3 separate regions of the Homo sapiens genome follow, and regions 1 and 2 are each linked to region 3. Evidence: read pairs that join two places in POLR2A ChIA-PET (ENCODE). Cell type or tissue: CD4-positive, alpha-beta T cell. All regions are shown on one strand. Each heading gives the region's core, and the rest is flanking DNA. Links, peaks and the distances in the headings are about the cores only. Region 1 overlaps BCL11B (BCL11 transcription factor B). Region 2 has its middle 16 kb from the start of LINC02914. Region 3 has its middle 59 kb from the start of LINC02295.

Region 1 (7,350 bases), core at 814-5,813, 1.0 Mb before region 3:
GTTACTTGCCCAGGGCCACCCAGCTGGTGGGAGCTCAGTTCCAGGTGGATCTGGGGACAGGATCTGCCAGAGCCCTGTCCCTCAGGGCTGCTGTTGTTGGCAGCTGAGCTCTGCTCCACTGGGCTCCTTGCTCCACTGGGCTCCTGGGTGCCTCTGCCCTTTGGCCTGGCCAGACTCTGCCCAGCAAGCCCTGGGCATCCCCAGGCAGCCGAGGGAGCTCCTGTTTACTCTCCGGGAAAAGCTCCCCCAGGCAGCACTTGCACCTGCCTCTGGGCCGGCTGATAAGTCATGTCACATCCTCTTTGTGTGGAATGTGAAGGCCTCCAGGGCACAGATTGTGCCTGATGCCTCTAGCTCCGGCTCCCAGCACCCAGGGTGCACAGGAGGTCAATGAGGGGCTGAGTGAATAGGGGATGCTTTTGGAGCCCTCTTGCCCACCAGAAACAGGAAGGGCACTGGAAGTGACTGAGGTGAGTGCCCAAAGCTCCCTCAGCTTCATGGGGGATTTTCTGGTCCCAAGGTCTCAGCTAGAGGGACTTTAGATTGGAAAGGAAGGGATGAGGTGCCCTTGGCCAGGTGATTTCTGAGAGTTAGGTCTGCAAAGGCTCATCAAGGTGCAGGGGGCCCCCTGAGCTGGAGCAGCTATTGGGTCCTCATGTATTTTTTCGCTTTGTCATTTATGTCATAATAAGAGGAATTTGAAGTCTCTTGCTTTAAGTAAACCAGTAATAGAAGCATTAAAATGATGGTGAAAGAATGAGAATCATACAATCAAGGGACAGAAAAGGTAGTCCTAGTAATCTGCATTGCATAAAAACCTAGAATTTACCTCTGAGCTTCCTGGCAGCCTTGGCAAAAATGGAAACATTGTGATTTCTGATTCACTTATGAAAGAAAGTAATAGTTCAGCATAGAGAGTTTTGGATCAACTGCAAGCTTGGAGGGCTTCATCCCATGGTTTTTTAGATAAGACCGGGCCTTTATCTATGATAAATACCAGATAGTGAAGTACTTTAGGGTTCGTGGGCCAAGTGGTCTCTCTTGCAACTATAGTAGTCTCCTCCTAATCCTTGGGGGGATATGTTCCAAGACACCCAGTGGATGCCAGAAACCTCGGGTAGTAGTGAACCCTGTTGTACTGTGTTCTTTTTCCTATACACACATACCTATGATAAAGTTTAATTTATAAATTCAGCACAGTAAGAGATTAACAACAATAATTAATAATGAAATAGAACAGTTGGAACAATATGCCAGCATCATTGCCCTTGCACTTTGGGGCCATTATTAGGTAAAATAAGAGTGGCTTCGACACAAGCACTGCGATACTACCACAGTTGCTCCGATGCCCAAGGAGGCTACTAGTGACTAAGGGGCAGGTGGTGTCTTACAGCATGGATATGCTGGACAGAGGGAAGATTCAGGTCTTGGGCAGGACAGAGCAGGGTGGTGCAAGATCTCATCACACTACTTGGAGTGGCTCAAAATTTAAAACTGATGAATTGTTTATTTCTGGAATTTTCCATTTAATATTTTTGGACCATGGTTAACCTCGGGTAGCTGAAACCCCAGAAAGTGAAACCACGGGTAACAGGGAACTACTGTATTCAACTGTGCCACTGTAGTGCAAGAGTACCCGTGGACTATTAATGAACAGGTGTGGCTGTTGTTTCAATAAAACTTTATTTACAGAAACAGGCAGACATCCATGGCCCGTAGTTTGTGGCCCCCAGGGATAAGAGATAGTATTACCCTGATGGATGACTGTGACATCTTCCCATCTTGACCCTGTTGGAGGCTGAGATCTTCTTGTTCTGTGTCCTTGGATCACCCTCTGCCTCTGCTCCTGGAGAGAGAATCTGGTCCAGGAGGCCTCTGGCCCTGGCCTCCATTGGATGAACCTTGCTGGCTCAGGTGTTCCTTCCCCAAAGCCTCGGTCCTCTGTTGAGGGTATCGGGGGTACTTCAGGCTCCCTTCCCACAAGACTCCCCTCCCAACCCCTGGCTACGAAGGGCTGCCTCTTTGGAGCTAACCTTCCTTCAACAACTTGATTCTGCAATGAGAGATCTTTGCTGGAAGACCTTGGTGGGAGTGGCTTTATGGCTGTCTGGACTTGGTCCACCGTGGTCAAGAACCATACTGCTCCCGGGAACTGGTATGTGTGCTGTTATTTTCTTTTAATTTTGGAGGTAAAATGTGGGAACAGAACTTTCTGGGAATTCTGCTCCTTACCACGTACTCTGTTTGTTTATTTACATATTCCTGACCTCATTCCACAAAGCTGGGGGGTAGGGGGGCGGATGCTTCAAATGTCCTGTCAAATTTTGGGCTCCTTTTTCCTCCTCTGGAAAAGGGAGCTCATCTCAGGCATCACAAAGTTCACAGAGCGCCCAGGACAGGGTGACACAGGAGGTCCTCACGTCGCTCCTCCCCTTTCCTGGCATGCTGGTGTAGCGAGCGCCTGGTCCTTGGGCGCATTTAACCAGTCATTGTAGAAGTGGGAGATGCAGGCTTTGGGAGAGTCCGCGAATTTTCCCAAACCGTCAAACTTGTGGAGCACCAGAGTGAATGCGAATCCTCCACTGGCCCTGCTGGCCTGGGCCGTCTCAGTTAGGGACTGTCCCCGGATGCTCATTTTCAGGGTCTGAGACCCTGTGGCCACACCTCCATGAAGAAATGGCCGGGTAGGATGGAGCCGTCATCACTACCAGCTGTAGAATTCTCTCTTGACAGCCCAGGAGGGCCCTCGGTTCGTTCAAGGGCCTGTTTTTTTTTTAATTCCCTCTTCCTACTGTTGTGAAAGAGCTGCTTCCATTAAGGAAGGATCATATTATGCTCCCTTTCAAAGTAATGTAACTGGAGGGGCATCCCCTGAACACCTGCCCACAGGTGATCTGGGACCTGGTCCGCCTGTCCTGTCCCAGGTACCCCTCCATCCAAGGACAGGGGGCACAGACTGTAATGGTGTTGTCACATGAAGTGGGCTGAATTTAGGCCCCAAGTTACATGTCTGTGTTTTGCTTTGCCCATGTGGCCTTATTGTGTGTACATTTATGAGTTTCTTTAGGTTTTGAACATTTTTGAATGAGAAATGCAGGCAGCCCTTCGTGACAGCCTTCAGAGACCCAAGGACGGAAGGAAGATGCTGCTGTTCGATTTTGTCTAGAACATTCTTTTTACCACTTGGGCTCGAGCTCTCGCTCTGTCTGGATGTGGGGGAAAAGGGACATTATTGGTAAGGGAGAAGGTTCTAGACACTCTTGTTAGGCTCCCAGATGCCCAGCACTGGCCTGGCCCCTGGGAGGTGTCCAGGGACTGCCCCTGGGATGAATAGCTGCCGGGCATTGGCAGGAAGCTGGTGGAGCAATGTGGGGTGGAGTGGGTGTTGGCGAGTCCCCCACCCACCTCCCTGAGCACTGTGGAGTGAATGATAGGGCTGGGGGAGCAAAGTTCTGAGTTCTCCTGCCTGCCTCCCTCCCCCCTACCCCAAGGCTGTTGGGTGGTGAAAATGCCTTTGGCCACTGCAGATGGAAGAGCTCGGGTGCTCAGGACAGGCCAGTGGGGTGCGGGATCGGGGGCAGTTGCTAGGTTGTTACAGGTGCCTTAGCCTCTCTGCACTAACCCCAGGGAGAGAGAGGCCTTCATTCCAGACCCCCTGGAAAGACGAGTCCACAGACTTCCCCAGAGGCCCACCAGGCAGCTTGTGCATGGATCCTGTCTGCAGCAACCTGCCCAGAGATGGGTTCACAGGTGGCTCATTAGTGAACCCCTTTTGTGGGCCCACCTCCAGTCATCACCCACAAGGCAGCCTTTTCCCCTCTGAGGCCGAGCTCTGACTGAGCAGGGAGAATGCCCATGCTTCAGGCACTGGGTAGAGCCTGGAAGGCTAGGGTGGGGGCAGTGGCTGGAAGACCATGAGGAGGAAGTCCTTCCATCTGCAAGGGCCTGGGGGACCTGGGGGCTGATGGCATCCTGGGCACTGCTGACCTTCTTGTGGCACTCCTTGGCTCAGAGCGGGGGGTTCAGGGGCGCTTGGGGCGTTGCGATAAGATTGACTAGGCCACGAGAGGGAGGTGGCTGCTTCCTTCTGTGCGCTCCCCCGGCCCCCAGCCCTCTATCCCTATCTGAGCTGAAGGTCCCACTGTGCTGGCCTGTAATGATGCCTTCAGTGTTGGGGGTAGGGGGGCTCCCTTCATAACCACGTCCTCTCTTGTCCAGCACAGAGCTTGGCCCAGGAGATGCAGTTTTCAGACCCATTTGTGCAATTACAGAGTAAAGAATGACTCACTGAATGAATGAGTGAATGAATGAACTCCTTGTGAGTAGGGACCTTCCCAGGACCCCCATGGTGCCTAGCACATAGTAGATGCTTAGGAAATGCTGCTCAGCCAGTGGACCCATTCCGAACCCACTTCTCCTTTCTTCATCCTCACTGACACTGATGGAACGTGGTGCACCTTTCCTTTCGTTAACCTCTTTGAACTCGCCTTTAAGAAATTAAAGTTCTGGATTCAGTGTCAGTGTTCTGTTGGCCCCAGGCATGCATGTCAGCATCCTGCCACTAGAAGGTCTCAGGGGTCAAGTGAGATCTTTTCATCTCAGAAGTCTCTCTCTGTCCTGGGGCTTCACGGGTTATTTCCCTCTTTGATGATGGGATTTACAGGAGCAGAGCTGAGCCCTGTGGAGACCTTCTGTTTGGTGCCAGGCCATGTGGCTGACTAGGCCTGTTCTGCTCCCTGCGGCCATGGGGAACGAGAACGGGAACACATGGGGCAGTGGAGCAGCCCTTGCCTTCCAGATCTGTGGTTGGGGAAAGCCACAGCCTCAGTTTGTCTTCTAGGAAGTGGGAGTTGAGATAGGGTGTGGAAGGGCCCAGCTTCGTGCCACAGTGGGGTGCGGACATTGAACAGCTGAGAGCCGGGATGAGGGGACCCTGTGTATTTCTTAGTGGAAACAGCTTTTCACCGGCTGTCCGACCCCAGAGCACTTGGGCTGTGAGGCCCTGGATTCTTGGCGGGGGTTTGAATTAGATTTGCCTGGTTTGACTCCCTTCCTGACCAGAGACCAGAACCCAGAGAGGAGAAGGGACACTTCTGGGTCACTCAGCAGGGGCAGCGCTGCATGAGACCCCAGGCTTGTTCTACCGGCTCCAGGTGGCCTCGGCCTCGCTATTCCCTGCCTGAGCTAGGCTGAATGAGGCTGAGGCTGGGGAGGTTGGACTGCCCTGTAGCCAGGAGGACTGTTAGACTTGAGCTCTAGTGGCCGACGACAGGTGGCCTCTGCTCTCTCCCCAGGGCTCTGTGGGCCCTGCCTCCCTCTCTCTCCCTCCCATCCCCATGAGTCCTCAGGGCACTCCTTGCGTTGCCTTGCGCATGGCTTCAGGAGGAAGCTGTCTTGTTTGTCATTTCTGGCCCAGGGCTGGGCTGTCCTCTTCTACTTCAAGGCACATTTTGGCTGATCATGAAATTGCTACCCAGCACCTTCTCTGATGGAAGGGCAGTGAGCTGACAAGCTGGGAGGCTCAAGTGTCCTCCTCCTGGGATAGGCCTATTAAAAGAAAAAGCAGGAGAAAAGAACTCTTAGAGGCTCCTACAGCATGCAGAGCTTTCACCAGAAACAAGTGATCCTGGCGCTTATAAAGAGGCCAGTGGCTGGCCATGCTCACACCTGTAATCTCAGCACTTTGGGAGGCTGAGGTGGTAGGATGGCTTGAGTCCAGGAGTTTGAGACCAGCCTGGGCGATATAGTGAGATCCTGTTTCTACACAGAAATAAAAAATAAAAAAATCAGCCGAGTGTGGTGGTGTATGCCTATAATCCCAGCTAATCGGGAGGCTGAGGTGGGGAGAATTGCTTGAGCCCAAGAGGTTGAGGCTGCAGTGAGTGGTAATCGAGCCACTGTACTCCAGCCTGGGCAACAGAGTGAACTGTCTCTACCGAAAAAAAAGAGGCGAGTGTTTCTGGCTGATGCCCCGACTCCTTCCTGCCTGTTGTGGGCTCAAGGACCCCCTTTGGAGCCTGGCATTGTTCTGGTCACCAGAAATAGAGAGGAAGAGTGCAGCTCCTTGGGGGCACCCTGGCATAGAGCCCGGGAGCAGTGTGAGGCACCGAGGGATGGTCAAAGGGAGGCCAGGAGCTCTGCAAGGGAGTGTGAGCCCAGAAGTGAAGGAGGCAAAGACATTCCCAGGTGGGCACAGTGGAGGGGCAGCCACACAAGGCAGAGGGGATGCCAGTGCTGGGTGTGAGCAAGGAGACACTTCTGGGATGTGCCAGGGGCGGTGCAGCACCAGGGACCTGGGACAGGGTGCAGAGAGACGGCCTGGGTGGCTGCTGGGGGCAGAACAGGGTGAACACAGGGCCAGGACAGGGACTGGGGGCAGGTCTGTTTCCCTAGGGAGCAGCCTTGTCATGGGAGGTGGGGGCTTCTGGCTGTGTGACCTTGGACAAGTTACTCCACCTCTCTGAGCCTTGAGTTTCTCATCTCTAAGCAGGAAGGAAGCCCCCTGTGGGATGGTGATGATCATGACAGCGATTCATGTTGCCGCAGGCCTTCATCAGGCTCTAGATGAGAGGGGAGCATTGTCCCGTCACCATTTGTGTCCTGCCCTCCCTTAAAACAGTATTTGGACTGTTAATTGTGTGTGACAACTTTTTAACTACCGACCACTCTTCAGCTGGTGAGGGTCAATTTGCTTTTCAGGCATTCTTTACAATGAGCCTTGGTTTTGCTTCCAGGGTGAGAAATCCCTGGCGAGGGTTGCGTTTTCCTCTGTAGAAATGATTTGCACGGGCTACTGCCCACTTCCCTCGGAGAACTGGGATCCTCTGCAGCTTTGATCCTGCTCTTAGGAAAATGCTGGAGGCCTGGTGGGGGGTGCTGTGTGTCCACTGTCCGACCTGCCTTGGTGCCCTGGCTTCTCCTCCCATGCTGCGTCTGGCTGTGCCACTTCCCCAAGCCAGCAAAGTCTGGTCTGAGAGCATAAAGGATACGGAGGCTGGACTTCCCCTGGCCAGCCTGTGGACCACTGGGGGGCTGCTTCCCATGCAGTTTGAGTCAGCAAATATTGACCAGGGGCTGCTCTGTGCCAGGCCTCGGGGGAGGGCTCCAGGCCCCGAGGTGAGCCACACGCAGGGCAGTCTCTGCCCTCTGGAAGCTTCTTGTCCAGGACTTGCCGGCTCTCATTCCATCCTGGGTTAGCTCCAGTAGTGGCTGTGCCAGCCTCCTGCGCCATGCCAGGGACATGTGGCCATGGGGGTCTGTGACCCAGCCCTGGAGCTGGCATTTGCAGGGTGTCCAGATGGGTGGGCCATGTGGTATGAAGAGAGATGCCCCGCCTCGCTGCCTCATGGG
Region 2 (7,350 bases), core at 1,228-6,227, 500 kb before region 3:
GAAATGAGGATCAACCTTCCCATTTGTTTGAAGAACATTTGCTCATGTTTCCAAAGCACCTGGTCTGCAGTGGACCTAGAGGAAGCACACCGTGAATGCTAGCCGTGGTTCAGGTATTCTGGACTAAAGGGTCACCTTTTGGAGAGATAGGAAGCAGGCATCCCACACGGGAGGTGTTGGCTTCAGCCCCTGTGTTCTTCTGGCTGTGGGACCAGAGAAATTGGAGGCCTTCAGAGGGCTTTTCTGATTTTTGCTCTTTCTCTAGAATGAAGTGTACAGAAGTTGTCCTCAACACCTCTAAGTTCTACTTAGAGTCTCACTAAGTCTCCGTGGGTTCCTGTGCATTTTTGCACTCAAGGGAAAAAGTGAGAGTGTGCTGCAGTGACGCTGGAAATCTCCCAGTCCCAGATTGCTCCCTGACTGCTCTTTCTAGGTGAGGGTGCCCATTCATGGAGATACAGAAGTCCCTGGGCTTGCTCAGAAAGTGGTCTGCTCAGATATTCAGTGCCCATCAGAGCAAGGACCCCATGCCAGCGGCCACACTGGGAATGGGGAAATGGTATGCAGGTTTGCACTGCATTTGACTCCTGGGGGTGGCAGAGACCTACCCTTGACTGCCCACCCAATCTAACAGGCTACCCTGAGCTTGAGTCCCCTCTCTCTTGGGTCTGACCAGGGATCATTCAGCCTCACCTTGAATATTCCCAGAGAAGAGGAACTCACCAACAACAGAACAAGCATGCATTGAAAGAGAAATGTCAAAATCATCTTCTTTATGTGTTCACCAAAACCTTTATTCTTGTAACTTCCACAAATTCATCTTATGTACTAGGAAAATTACTAAAATTTGGACTCTGAAATTTGCCAGCCGATTCATTTCTCCACATGATAAGTGTCTTAAAGACAGTGGGAAGCCTTATCTGTCTTTTTATTACCAGCTGACAGAAGAGTGGGCAGCACTATTAACAAAGCCTGTGAGAGGGAGTATTAAATGAATAAATAACTTGTCTATTGACTCCACCTCTGCAGATTTCTTGGTCCATGGTTGCATACTAGTCACACAACGTCTCTGAGCTCTCTTCATCTGAAAAACAGGAATAATCTATTCCCATTATAATATTCTTCCATCCATCCATCCATCCATCCATCCATCCATCCATCCATCCATTCAATTATCATTACATATTTCTATGTGGTAGGCTGTGTGCTACAGACTGGACATTAAATGGTGAGCAAGCCAAAATGCAAGTAGGATGGTTGAGAATTTCCCTGTGTCAGGGAGATAAAACCAGTGTACCCCCATGGGGTCAGGAGAGTGACAGGAAGTTCAGAAGGTGTGAGCAAAGCACCCTGCAGACCACCTGCTGCATATACACCTGCAAGAATTTTAGTTCCCTTCCCTCCCTCACACACACATCACCTCATCAGATGTCTGAAGAACTCAGATATCAGTGATTAGAGAATAATCACTCCCATATCCTTAAATTTCTGTGTCCAGAATGCGGGCAGAGTAGCCAAAGGGAACTACCTCTGATGGGTCTTTGGTATGTGCCAGAAAAAAGCTGCCTGGGGCTTTGTGTGGGTCATGGCTCACAATTTCTCCATGGCAAGCAGGGGCACAGAGGCCTCCCTGATGATTCCCTATGATGCCACCTCCACTCCTGCCTCTCTGCATCCTTGCCCTCCTTCATTATCTTCATTTCCTCATATGTTATATTACTTCTTCATTTTATTAGCTTCTTGTCATGTATAACCACCCATCCTCTCTCCCACCTACATACCTCTCCACATTTCACTTTTCTGCTTCCTCTCTTAGAAACAGTGGGGAGCTGGAATGGTGCATCTCTTGCTCCTACTGCATCCCGGATGCTTAACACAGAAACTGCCCCATAAGAGGTCTTCATTAAAGATTTATTGATTGCACAAAGAATCCACAGTTCTTACAATTGTTACTCTTATTCTATGGTACTTACCCCTTCACTCAGCAGTTCTCCTGAATCCACCTCTCAATCTTCCTGGAAGCACCCCCACCCCCACCTGTGGCCCCAGGCAGAATTCAGCAGGCTGTGCACCACACCATCCTTGCATTCTGTGTACATCTCAGTTTCAGATCTTAACATACATGCCTGTCTCCTCCATCCCATCCCCAGAGCTAGATCAGGGCTTAGTCCTGTCCACTTCATGCTGAACAGAGCTTAGCTCATGGTAAGTGATGAATAAGGATGTGCTGAACGAATGAATGAGTGAGCAGCCTGGTTGGAATTCAGCTTTGGAAAAAATTGGAAAATGTCTGGAAAGACTTAATAGAAGAGTGAAGTACAAGCTTAATGAGAGGGGTGATGGACCTAAGCTTACCTGGCATCTTGCCAGGACAACATAGGGATGGTCTCTATTATTCAGTTTTCTGAAGGCACAAGGCATAGGTACTGAACATGGCTCTCAAAAAGTCCCTGAAAATGTCAGTCCAGTCATTCTGGCTTTTTGGTTGCCAGTATTCTAGATCAACATCTGCCACTTCTTTCACCATTCATAGAACATAAATGAACATTCATTCAGTGACTCTCACATGTCTGGAGTTGTAACAAGGTATTTTACAAAATTAAAACACATTAATTCTGTCTACCATTTTGCATGATAGATATTTTATCACCATATTCTAGGGTTAAGAATAAAAGGCCTTAAGAATATACATAATCTGACAGATACAAGGTTGTATATTTCATACCTACTGGATTTGACCTGTTATTGCTCTAACGCTAAAGCTTTGTTGTTTTTATTTAACTACTTAAGAGTCATAGACTCATAGGGGAAGTGGAAAATCTTTGAAGTCACCTGGCTCCTCCACTTCCCATCCAGTGTGAGGATCTCTTACTCAACATTTTTGAGAGAAGCAGCCTGTGTTTACATTATTATCCACTCTTGCCTTCCTCATCACCATTTTTCTCATTATTGTCATCTTCATCATCATTACCATCACTATCATCACCGTTGTCATTGCTATTATCATCATCACCATTACTATTATCATCATCATCACCAATATCACCATCATCATCATCACCATCATCATCACCACCATCATCATTATCCTCACCATCATTATCATCATCATCATCATCATCATTATCTCCAGCATGTTCACTGTTTTATGCAGCTAAAAAGTCTCATGGTTTTTCAGTTGGAGCTAAGACATGAACTCAAGTCTGCCCTGAGTGCTGTGATAGAATGGGCTGTCTTGCACTTGGGTTGGGCAACTCTTTCACAAGACGAGACATCTATTTTTTGGCCTACTTGTCTGATATGGTTTGGCTCTGTGTGCCCACTCAAATCTCACCTTGAATTGTAATTCCCACATGTCAAAGGTGGAACCAGGGGGAGGTAATTTAATCATGGTGGCAGTTTCTTTCATGCTCTTCTCATGATAATGAGTGAGTCTCATTATCATCAACAGATCTGATGGTTTTTTTAAGCATCGGGCATTTCCCCTGCTTGCGCTTATTCTGTCTCCTGCCGCCCTGTGAAGAGGTGTGTTCTGCCATGATTGTAAGTTTCCTGAGGCCTCCCCAGCTATGCGGAGCTATGAGTCAACTAAACCTCTTTTCTTTATAAATTACCCAGTGTCAGGTATTTCTTCATAGCAGTGTGAGAATGAACTAATGCATTGTCATTTCCAGAAAGGTCTTCAATTAGTATATAAATGGACTGGCCACTTGAATGATTCTAGCTTTACTCTGTGCAGACAATTCTGATTCCTCATGTACACCACAACCTGCACTTCAGATATTTGAAGACAATGCTCAATAGGCCAATGCTCAATTTTTCATTTTGTAATTATTTTAACCTTCTTATCTGAGCCACACCCAGGTTAATCTCATCCCTGGTAAGATGCATGACACAAAGTGTAAACTCTACTCTAAGATGAAGTCTAGGTTTGGTAGCTCCTCTAGCTATAAACATTGTGGAAATGGAATGGTAATGAAACACTAGAGCAGTGTTTGCAATGGTTAGCTGGAGAAGCTCATCATGTATAAAGTTTTAGGGGGTGAAAGAGTAGATAGTCACCCTGGGCAATATGGACCATGGCCAAAAATGGGAATGGACAGGCAGATACATCCAACACCACCCTCTTACAGAGACACTCTACACAAAATAGAAGATCATCCCAGTCTAAGATCCCATGGATCTAGTCCCAGCTCTGCCATGAATTTGCTGTGTGACCTTGGCTTATCCACTCTCCATCTCTGGTTTTCAGATACACCATCTGAAAAAAAAGGGATGTGATGTAATGATCATATTACTTACATTGTGCAACATCTCTGAATCAATGGATTCAAAGGGAATGAATGAAACTAGTAGCTTTAAGACAAAGCAAACATTAACTCAACTGAAGACTTTGAGGAAGAGAGGAGGCCAACCACTAAAATTAGTCATTCTTCTCACACTTGGAAAACAAGAATAAAAACTAACAATGAATCTGCAATCTGCCTAAAATCAGTCCAAACATACTAAGAAATATAAATTGTAATAAAAAGAAAGGGACTGAGCCTTTTTTGGATGTAGATGTGAAATTACAAGTGGAAAATATAATTGAACTTATTACTTGGTGCAAGGTCATCGATATATCAGCTTGGGTTTCAAAGGGAATGGCAATGATTTAGTAAGAATGGTAGGCCAACTTGCTGTTTGAAAAAGAACAGAGACCCTGAGGCCAGTAGCCTGTTCTCAGTGTCTTCTAGTTTGGGAAGCAAAGCTGAGGTCAAATGAGCTCACTCCCACTACTCCAGATCAAACCTTTTTCCAGACCCTGGCTTATATTTTAAGGCATATTTTTAATATACAGGTTTGTAGTAAGGTACGTAAGTGCTTATTCTATTAATTTAATCAATACCAAAATGATCACAGATCAGTTATTCTTCAAATAAATGATACAACACATCTTTATTATTTATATAATCACCTGATCATGTTCAGTTTGAAAATAAATGAAATATAAAACCCTCTGGAACAAAGAAGATATATTAGCCATCTAGGTCTACATCTTGCTTATACCACCTTTGATATTTTGTAGAATATAATGGAGGTATAAATAAAACTATATAATAAATTTCACATTTTCTTTCTCTGTCACCATATCAAGCAAAAATGGCCAGATTCCTACGCACTGCGCTTGGGGTGGCTGGACAGAAAACTCGAGCTCTGTGGCATGTGTAACGTTCACTTTGGGGATCCTGATGGCCTTTCTAAGAGAGAGGCAGGCAGCTCCAGCTGACCTTGAGGTTTAATGAGAAGTATGTGCGTTGGCTTATGGGGAAAGATGGACCACAGCATAAAGATGCTGCGGACAAAGAAGATGAATAGTGGTTTCAACAACGGGCTCTGAATTAAAAGTCACAGGGGCAAAACTTTGAACTTCAGGTGTTGCTTTGTAACCAAGTTGCTTCTTTTGTGAGCAACTCTATGGTGAGGAGGATTCGCATCAGGGGTCAGTTTATTTGAAAAGGGTTAATAATTTTAAGCAGTAAAAGGAGATATGCATGGACATGTATTAACTGCACATATGTCACATATTTATAGATATAAAACATATCTGTAGCAATACCTATGGGTAAGTTTAGGCATACATACAGATTTGTTTATACCTGCTATGTGTAACAATGATAATATCAATTTCTCTCAAGGTGACTTAATTTTTAGCTCCATTTTTTTTAAAAGAAAAAGAGTGGAATTAATACAACTTTCAAATCTATTTAAACTACTCTTATTAGCACTGTAGCATAAAACATAAAAAGCTAATTATAGCAAAAAACTACTGGAATACCTTATTCAGTAACTAAGCGAACCATTAAGGAGAAAAATCAGCTAAACGTCCTCCCTTATGTCCACCAGTTGTGACGTAGTCTGCAGTCAGGCCGCTAGGGTTCAGGATCCAGCTGTGCCATGCACTGGCTGTGTGACCTTGAACAAGCCACTACTTCTCTCTGGCTCTTGATCACCTTAGTCTGAAATGAGCCAAAAACTCATCTAGCAGCGCTGTGGTGAGGGTCACAGGAGATGAGGAATGTGGAGAGTGTGGCATGGTGATTCAGGGCTCAGACTGTCTCAGTGTGCCAGGTCTTGATTGAGTAACTGGATTAGTAAGACTGAGGTCTGGGGGTTAGTAAGACTGAGGTCTTGGGGTTTCACTTTCCTCATCTGTAAAATAAGGATGTTGATATTAATATCAAGGGGTCACAGGGAAGCTTCAGTTAATTGAAGTAAAGAGCTTTGCACAGTGGCAGGCACATAGGAAGAGGACTGCTAGCTGGTGTGATTAACAAGCCACACAGAACCGTGAGCCACTCATCCTCATCAGCTTTCTGGGGACCAGTGGCCTTGCAGTCCTCTCTCAGGCTTGGAGAAAGAGGACAGGGGAAGGACAAGAGGGAGGGCAATTGCTCTTTCTCTCCCAGCCCCTTAACAAGCTTCTGGAGTTGAGCAGGCTCTGAAGGTCCTTGCTGTCTTTCTCTGCAGTGAGCCTGCCGCCTCGCCTTGACAGGTGGACAGCATTATCTCTATCAGGATGGCTAAGTTACTGAAGGGAAAAATTCCATCCTGAAGCCATCAATTTTACTTTTGATCCTTCTCCTCAGGTTGAAGCTTCCTTCCAAAGTCACTTTTAAAACATTTAAAAAAAATCTTTAAATGGAGGTTTTATGCAACAGACAATGTCCCCTATTTGAATTCTCTTGTGCGGGGATAGCATTTCCATTGCCCACCGTCCAATAAAACGTTAATCACAGAAATATTGAACATTAAAGAGTGTCTTCAACTCTCTAACACATCCATGTCAAGCACTTGGGGGAATGGATATATTATAAATCTGGAAGGGAGCTCAGCTATGAAGTTCACCACTTCCAATAGAGATGCTAGCTAGCAGGGTAAGGAGCTTACTCTGAGTCATGCACTCCTTGGAGTGGGGAGAAGGCACACATAGGAAGAAAGGAGTTCACACTCGGAATTTCATGGTGCCATGCATCCCAAGGAGCTCCGTGTGGCCTCCAGGAGCTGCTGTCACACAGACTTGGAATTTTTTTTTTTTTTTTTTTTTTTTTTAGAAGGAGTTTTGCCCCATCGTCCAGGCTGGAGTGCAATGTCACAATTTCAGCTCACTGCAACCTCCACCTCTTGGGTTCAAGCAATTCTCCTGCCTCAGCCTCCTGAGTAGCTGGGATTACAGGTGCCCGCCACCATGCCCGGCTAATTTTTGTATTTTTAGTAGAGACGAGGTTTCACCATGTTGGTCAGGCTGGTCTTGAACTCCTGACCTCAGGTGATCTGCCCACCTCGGCTTCCCAAAGTGCTGGGGTTACA
Region 3 (7,350 bases), core at 1,020-6,019:
AGATTGTGTGGGGCTGTGGAATAATAATCTGACATCACCTGTGGAAGGCTCTCAGTTGTTGTCTGGTCAGTTGGACAGACCCTCAGCCTTGACCATCCTCACTTTGCACATCTGCAGCATGGAACCCACAAGGCATCCAATGGGGTTGCTGTAACTCTCAGATGAGGCGATGGATGTTTCCAATTGCTTTAGATTCACTGTCACATGCCACAAGAGGGCTGGCATATTTATTAATTTACAATGTATGAACTTGTAATATCTTACTGAATAGCAAGCGTGGTCCTTGCACCTCTAGTGCATTATGTAATCGCCATGGCCAACTGAACAATTCTCACATGAAGCTTGTCTACTTTACTTAGGTGGCCACTGAGAGAGCTCGGGCCCCCAGACAGTTAAACCACGCTGGGGCCACCTGGTACTTGAAGCACCTTAAGGGCCTTCATAAAACTGCTGGGTGACCACAAAACTAACCACCAGTTCCTCTGGAGCCCAGCCCAGCAGTGTGAACCCGAACCGCGGGAGAAAAAGGTGATGCAGCACTTTGTCACTCCCTGTCTCGAGCAGGCAGGCAGGCCAGGGGCAGCCAGCCCAGTTATCAGTTTCTCACAGAAACCTGCTCCGGTCAGCCTGCCTGGAAAGTCCCACGGGGTGAGGACGCTGGTGCTCTGCCTCCTCTGTCTATGTCTGGGCTGTTCCCTCAGGGGCAGCAGATCTTGAATCCTTAGCATTGTCAAGAGTTCCAGTGACTTTGGGTTCAAAGGGTATGGTCTTTCAGATAAGATTGGCTTTTCCTGGGTGTCCTTAGGAAGCTGGAGGGGATGCTGGAACAAATCATGTGTTGGAAAATGCACCTAGTAATGGGAACATCTCAGCAGTGTCTTGATCACTGTAGAGTTCAGACATTTGGGGACAGAGTCTGAGTGTATATTGCTTTCCTCCCTAAATCTTAGGCCACTCTAACTCTGACTATACTACTTTGCAACCTTCCTGACACACACACACACACACACACACACACTCTTTCTCTCTCTCTCTCTCTCTCTCAATCATCCTGTCAATTCTTCCTTGGAAAACCAGCAAGTTCTGATTGCTTAGTTTATCAAACCCCCTTGTGATCGAGGTAATGAAAACATTACCTTGGAAGCCAGTCCCCGGGTTTGAATCCCAGGGTCACCACATACTAACCACGTGGTCTGGGCAGCTCATCTGTCCTCCTTGCTCTGTCCATTCTGTCTCAGTAGGTCTAGGGATGAGGTCTGGGAATCTGGGTTAAAGCAAACCACTGCAGTGGTTCACGGGCTACTCTGAGAAACCCTGCACTGATGGAGGGTGGGGGGCCCAGGGATGAAGTTCTGAGGGTTAGTGACCCCTGGAAATGGTAAGAAAGATAGTATTACTCGTGTGTGTTTCCATGTGGGAAGAGACAAAGTGTCATTGAGTCTCAAAGGGCTCTTTGGCCCAAAACAACTTAGAACCAGAAGGTAGAAAAGAGAGGAGAGCTGGCAATGACTCCAAGGGTTAGAGCCTATCCTCCTAGAAGAACATGGCACCCCTACCCTATTGGTGTGGCAGATAATAGGGAGACAGTAGTTCTGTTTAAATATGTGAAGATCCAGAACTGTGGGTGGATGGCAAGTTATTTAAACAACAACGTCCCAGGAAACACAGGGAAGACCAACTAGCCCTTCAAGGCTTCCGGTGCACAGCTCCCTGACACTGCAGGCTCTGGAAGTAGCCCCACGGAGAAGAGGAATGGGAATGATTGCAAAAAGTCCAGACAGTGAAGGTGAAAAGGAATCGAGGCTTTGCAGATGAGGTAGGACTTGAGGTGCACTTGGAATGATGGCAGTGTGCTTATTTTCCAACATAGCTTATGCACGTAGAAAGAAAAAAAAAAGATTCTGAGTTTCTACAGAGTTTTCAAAATCCCCCAGTTCATGGACCCTTGCTGGTACTTTGGTGGTGGAATGAAACAGGTCTCCAAACTCTTCACACAGGATCCTTTGTATCAACACCACCCAGAAAACATTGCTTGTCTTTTCCTTGAAGACATGTTCCATTTGGGGAATTTTTTTTTCATGGCATCACAATCTCCAAGCCAAAGACTCTAGTCCCAAGATTCTGGTGTTTGTCTTTCAGGGTGGAAAGCTCAGAGTGTCATCTTGGCCCACTATTCAGCAGACAGAACAAAGAAGAAGAGAGATCCAGCAGACTCCCTAAAATTATTGTAGTAGCTCAAACACAAACTTTACCTAAACACTGATTGTGTTAGTCCAATCCCACCATTAATCTTCTGCCAACTGCATTTAGGAGGTGAAAGGCTGCTCTTTGATACTCAGTGTCCCTCCCTATGCTGCTGAATGGACAAAGGAGAAGATATGAGAAAGAAACAATCACTCAGTTGCGGTGGCTCATGCCTGTAATCCCTGCAATTTGGGTTGCCGAGGCAGGTGGATCACCTGAGGTCAGGAGTTCAAGACTAGCCTGGACAATACGGTGAAACCCCATCTCTACTAAAAATACAAAAATTAGCTGGGTGTAGTGGCAGGCACCTGTAATCCCAGCTACTCAAGAGGCTGAGGCGGGAGAATCGCTGGAAGGTGGAGAATGCAGTGAGCCGAGATCGCACCACTGCACTCCATCCTGGGTTAAAGTGCGAAACTCTGTCTCAAAAAAAAAAAAAAAAAAATAGCCAGGCATGGTGGCAAATTCCTATAGTCCCAGCTACTTGGGAGGCTGAGGCAGGAGAATCACTTGAACATGGGAGGTGGAGGTTGCAGTGCCCCAAGATCGCGCCACTGCACTCCAGCCTGGGTGACAGAGCAACACTCTGTCTCAAAAAAAAAAAAAAAAAAAAAAGAGAGAGAGAAAGAAAACAGAGTCATTCCAATCCCATGCAGATTTACTGAGTACTTACTATATGGTTCACCTGATGCAGGATCTAAAGAAAGAAGGTCTTAGAACCAAAGCCTTGCTTAAGATATTTCTGGCCTTATGACTGTTTGATGCAAAACTCAAAAGTTGTTAAGACTGTCCTGGCACCATTTTGTTCAGCCTGTAGGACCTATCACTAGGTCCTGAAACTCCCAAAACCTCAGTGTCCCATCTTTAAGACAAAGAATAGCCAAATTCTCCTCTCCATTCACGTTCTCTCAACAGGATGCCGAGACAAAAGCGGAGTCAGACTTTTGAAACTGAAATTCCTTGGGTGGGAGGTGGGCTTCACACCCTGGGCTTCCAGCACCACCCACAGGCATTTCAGAAGCTCACTTCTTATTTCAGCATCTGACAAATAAAAAGAAAAGACCAAAAAAAAAAAAAGTAATACTCTATTCCGTGTCAACAGTTTCTTCCTTTTTGCATCTAGATGTGAAGGCTGCCAACCACTCCTTAAAAAGATACAAGCTTTGCAATATGAATCCATGACCCCATATTTGAAACCTTTGTGCCCTTTGGCATTCAGTATGTTTCAGATTTAGAACAGTAATATGTTGCATGCACTCAGTATTATTTAACACCCCCAGTGGAGCCTGGGGCAGTGCCCTGCAATCAAGCCCATTAATATTTCTGCAGAAAAATGTATGAATATGCACACCAAGTCGGATAAATAAAGACTATCAACAGCCCAGTGTCGGTCCAGGTCAACTTTTGCTGCCTAATGAGTTCAGATCAGGCCAGTTGTTGCAGTCAAATAAGTCATAAAATGTAAGCCTTCAGAGCGTTTGGGCTTCCAGAATTGTAGGTAAGGGATTGCAGACCTGTAATAGCAAGAAGCATTGAGTGAGAGTTTATCATGTGCCAGCCAGTGTGCTAAGTGTGCCCAGCCGCATGGGCAGGTGTTCCTATTACCCCCCATGCTGTAGCAAAGAAACAGAGTCTGAGTGAGGGTGATGTGGGTAAACCTGAGCAGGGGGGGTCTTTCTGCCTCGTTCCAAGGCTCCATTCTGAATGAAGGCATCAGAACAAAGTCCTATGCCTGTCAGCTGAGAGTGATAGGAATGATTTGAAAATGTAAGTGGCTTGCGTGGGCCAAAAAAGCAGCTCATTCTGACACTCCTAATTTTACTGGTACCTCCTCCCAGCCAAGAAGAGAGGATAATATTAACATAAGGGGAATCAGAGAACAAGTAGAACATAGACATGCCAGTTTCTCCCCTTGGGTGTTGAGGAATCAGGAGTCCTGTCTAACCAGACTGGAATTTTCAGCCTCAAGGACCACAGAGACTCCTCACTTCTCCTCCTTCCCAAAGCGTGAGCCTCATGACTGATTGCCTTGTCTCCAGATTGGCTATTTCTAACATCCCTCACACCATGGTTAGATTTATCTTCCTAAAATGTTTCTCTGAACATATTATTTCTCTGCTGAAAATACTCCAGGGCTTCCTGCTGTCTACAGAAGAAGTTCACATGTTTTGACTTGGCCTCCAAAGGATGCACTGGATACCTCCTCAGATAAACTAAACCATGTGATGTCACTGCATAGCCCCCCATTTTCCCATACCATGTTCTATTGCTACCACCATCTCTCAACCTTTGCCATCTTTCCTTTGTGTTTTAAGCAACAGTTTCTTCAGCTCCAAGATCACCTCCTCAAAGAAGGCTTGTCTATGGCCCACCAAATGGAAGCAGACCTGTGTATTCTCAGCTTATGTTGCCTTTGCTTCTCTTCTGACAGCTTTCAAATGCCTCTTCAGTTCAATTATTCTTTCAGCTCCCCTTTGTTTAATATGGCAAATGGGACCCCATTTTATCAATCAAATTATTAGTATCTTATCAGTTAATCTGTATAATTTTATACTGTTATGTTGAATAAATGAAACCCAGTAGGTTGCAAATGTAAATCCAGATTAGCTTAGCTTCAGAACAAGTAGGCTACATATTCAGTTCCCTACTTGCATAGGTGTGCAACCTGGGAGGTTCTCAGATAACAGCCCAAGTGTTAGGGTATTGCTTGTCAAATATGTTCCTTGCTCTATGATAACAAAAAAATCTAACTTCAAAAGATTCCTTATAACCAACTATTTATCTACCCATTCTTATCTATGTGAATAGATAATATGTTATCCCCTTCAATTATTCTCTAAAAAACTCACAAAGATTATAAACCAAAGAGGAAACAAGTCATTTCTTTTAGCTCTATACTACTTCAAATGTCACTGCTCCTCTCGGTCCAGCTTCTTAGAGCAATTACATGCACCATCAGGATCCTTGGTGATTTTGTAGACTTTCTTGGTCTTTAGTTGATAGTTCAAGGCTTTGGAGAGGTATCAAGGATGCTTGCAAAGATGGCAACTAAAGGCCTGGGTAATCCTTCAACGAATGGATCCCTTGTTTTCTGCATTCACCCATGTTTGGCTTAGTCAGTTGTGGTATGTCTATAAGCAGATTTCCAAGCTTCTTTTGCTGAATTCTGAATGGCAGATAAAAGATTTCCCAGTGATTTGATCTTAATGGTGTTTTGGGGAGTTGAGGGGTTGAACTCTTTATGGGAGAAGTGAATTTTCATGGAGAGATCAGGCTTTCTGTGATTCTTTAGATAGGCAAGAGACTGCAGTGCTGAATTGAACCTCAGAATGGGGCTCTTCTTTTTCTCTTGCTCAGCGAGTCTTCCAGCATTTATGTTAGCTTCACAGTCCTAAGGCAGCCATGCAACAGGAAGCCCTTCTAATTATTCCCAGTGATTCTTATAAACATATCTTTCTTTATCAGTTTCCCAGACTCAGTCCTGGTCATCCCTGACCTCAAGGCTCTCCTAGTCTAGAAGAAGAGGTGAACACTGGCCCATTACACCTGACTTAGGCCCTCCCTCTTTCCCCAGCCCTTTGAGATGCTGGAGATGACTTGCCTGCTGACCCAGCTCCCATGTCATCCTTGAGAGTGTGGGCAGCTCCAACATGACTTTCCTTCTGGAGTTTGGGCCACCAGGAGTGGGCGTACTTCTGCCTGTCACTAAGCAGACATGACATGAGTGGGTACAACTGACATGTTTTTTTTTTTTTTCCTTTTGGATGTGTGGGTGCCTGCAAGATTTTCTTTTCTTCCTTCCTTTCAGAAGTGCAGCAGGGAGAATGCCAATCAGGAGTTGGTGGTTCCATCCACAGCCATTCAACCGGCCACCCTGACTGAGTTCCTCAAATCATAGACATCTATGACACTGTGGCATTGAGATCTGACAGTATGCGGCTTCCTCACTCTCCCATGTTGGAGGATGCTCAGAGTGCTGCCGGAACAGGACACAGAGATAGCACAGATCTTTCTACTAATAGAACACCAATACTGTGGAAGACTAATACTAGCACATACTATAATAAAAGTAGGGCTTTCTGTTCCTGTATACGAATGTTTTAGCTTACATTTCACTTCTTTCACTTTCTTCATGGAAAGCTTGCAGCCTCATCTTCCCAATATAGTTAATATTCTCTTTACACTTCCTGCGATGGCTCCCATCCCATTCCATGCTTTCCCTTCCACTGCATGCCTTATGCATGTCGGTCTATGTTCAATGTCTGCGTTTGCCATTAGACTATGAGCTTCACTAGGAGGAAGAGTGAGTAAGTGGGTCTTATTCATCATTGTCCTCTCAGTGTCCAGTATGGTTCCTGGCATAGAGTAGGTATTTAATAAATACATGTACAATTGAAATAGGATTCAGTATTAACTTTAATGACCCCAAAGACTTCTAAGTGATGCAAGAGAGATCTTATTAGTCTAATTTAAAGATGAGGAAACAGGTTCAGAGTTGGTGACTGGGATTAAGCCAAAGCTCTAGAGCCTATTTTCTAACTCATATTGATATTTTCGGGGAAAAAAAATATGAAATTTTGGTCAAGACCAGAGAAATGTTTGATATTCATTGTCTGTAGAATGAACATAAAATGGTCTTTAACACTTATATCAGGCAACCAATTTAGGAAGCTATAAGTCATTGCTCACCTATGTAGTTTGGAAAGAGCCTTGTGTATATAGGCAGTCAACAAGAATGGGTGAATGTACCTCAGTTTCCTTTCTGTACAGTAGAGGCAAACATATTTCCTATACCTAGTTTACTGTGTTGGTCTCAGGAGTGAATGCGATATTAAGGGTGCAAAATTTGGGGAGACTATCTCTGTCTTAGGTGATGGGCATTTACTGAAATGCCATCCCCATTCCATTTTGAGAGCCTGTCTCTGTCATAGTATAAGGTGTGCCCATCTATGCCCCCTTCCCAGCCATGATGTTCTCTAGTTTCCAGAATGCTGGGTCTCTAAGAATTTTATTTTGAAATCTTCATCTTGACCTGGTCCTAGACTCTATCCCTTTATGTTTATGGGCCAGGGTGTGGGGAAGGTGCACTGGATTTGTCTTTGGGAT

The links. ChIA-PET counts read pairs that join two places held together with the same protein. Peaks named below come from ENCODE experiments on the same cell type or tissue, not always from the same donor. Only the 100,000 strongest peaks of a DNase experiment are listed, where the experiment ranks them.
Region 1: POLR2A ChIA-PET joins it to region 3 with 5 read pairs; 3 of 35 experiments call an interaction of 5 or more read pairs at or near these places.
Region 2: POLR2A ChIA-PET joins it to region 3 with 8 read pairs; 2 of 35 experiments call an interaction of 5 or more read pairs at or near these places.

Annotation. Positions count from the first base shown.
Region 1 is chr14:99,200,585-99,207,934 of GRCh38, reverse strand. The region is part of intron 3 of BCL11B (BCL11 transcription factor B); the gene reads left to right. It overlaps LOC124903412 (a long non-coding RNA gene), which reads left to right. Exons shown (of 2, transcript XR_007064392.1): 2 at 1-7,350. Among named protein-coding and RNA genes, the nearest start is that of BCL11B, 68 kb to the left of the region's middle. In CD4-positive, alpha-beta T cell, for the core only: no CTCF peak of the experiment used is centred there; no DNase peak of the experiment used is centred there; H3K4me3 peaks cover 1,445 bases; H3K27ac peaks cover 4,890 bases.
Region 2 is chr14:98,691,714-98,699,063 of GRCh38, reverse strand. No RefSeq gene overlaps it. Among named protein-coding and RNA genes, the nearest start is that of LINC02914, 16 kb to the left of the region's middle. In CD4-positive, alpha-beta T cell, for the core only: no CTCF peak of the experiment used is centred there; no DNase peak of the experiment used is centred there.
Region 3 is chr14:98,191,722-98,199,071 of GRCh38, reverse strand. No RefSeq gene overlaps it. Among named protein-coding and RNA genes, the nearest start is that of LINC02295, 59 kb to the right of the region's middle. In CD4-positive, alpha-beta T cell, for the core only: a CTCF peak has its summit at 3,269; a DNase peak (open chromatin) is centred at 3,231; H3K27ac peaks cover 1,676 bases.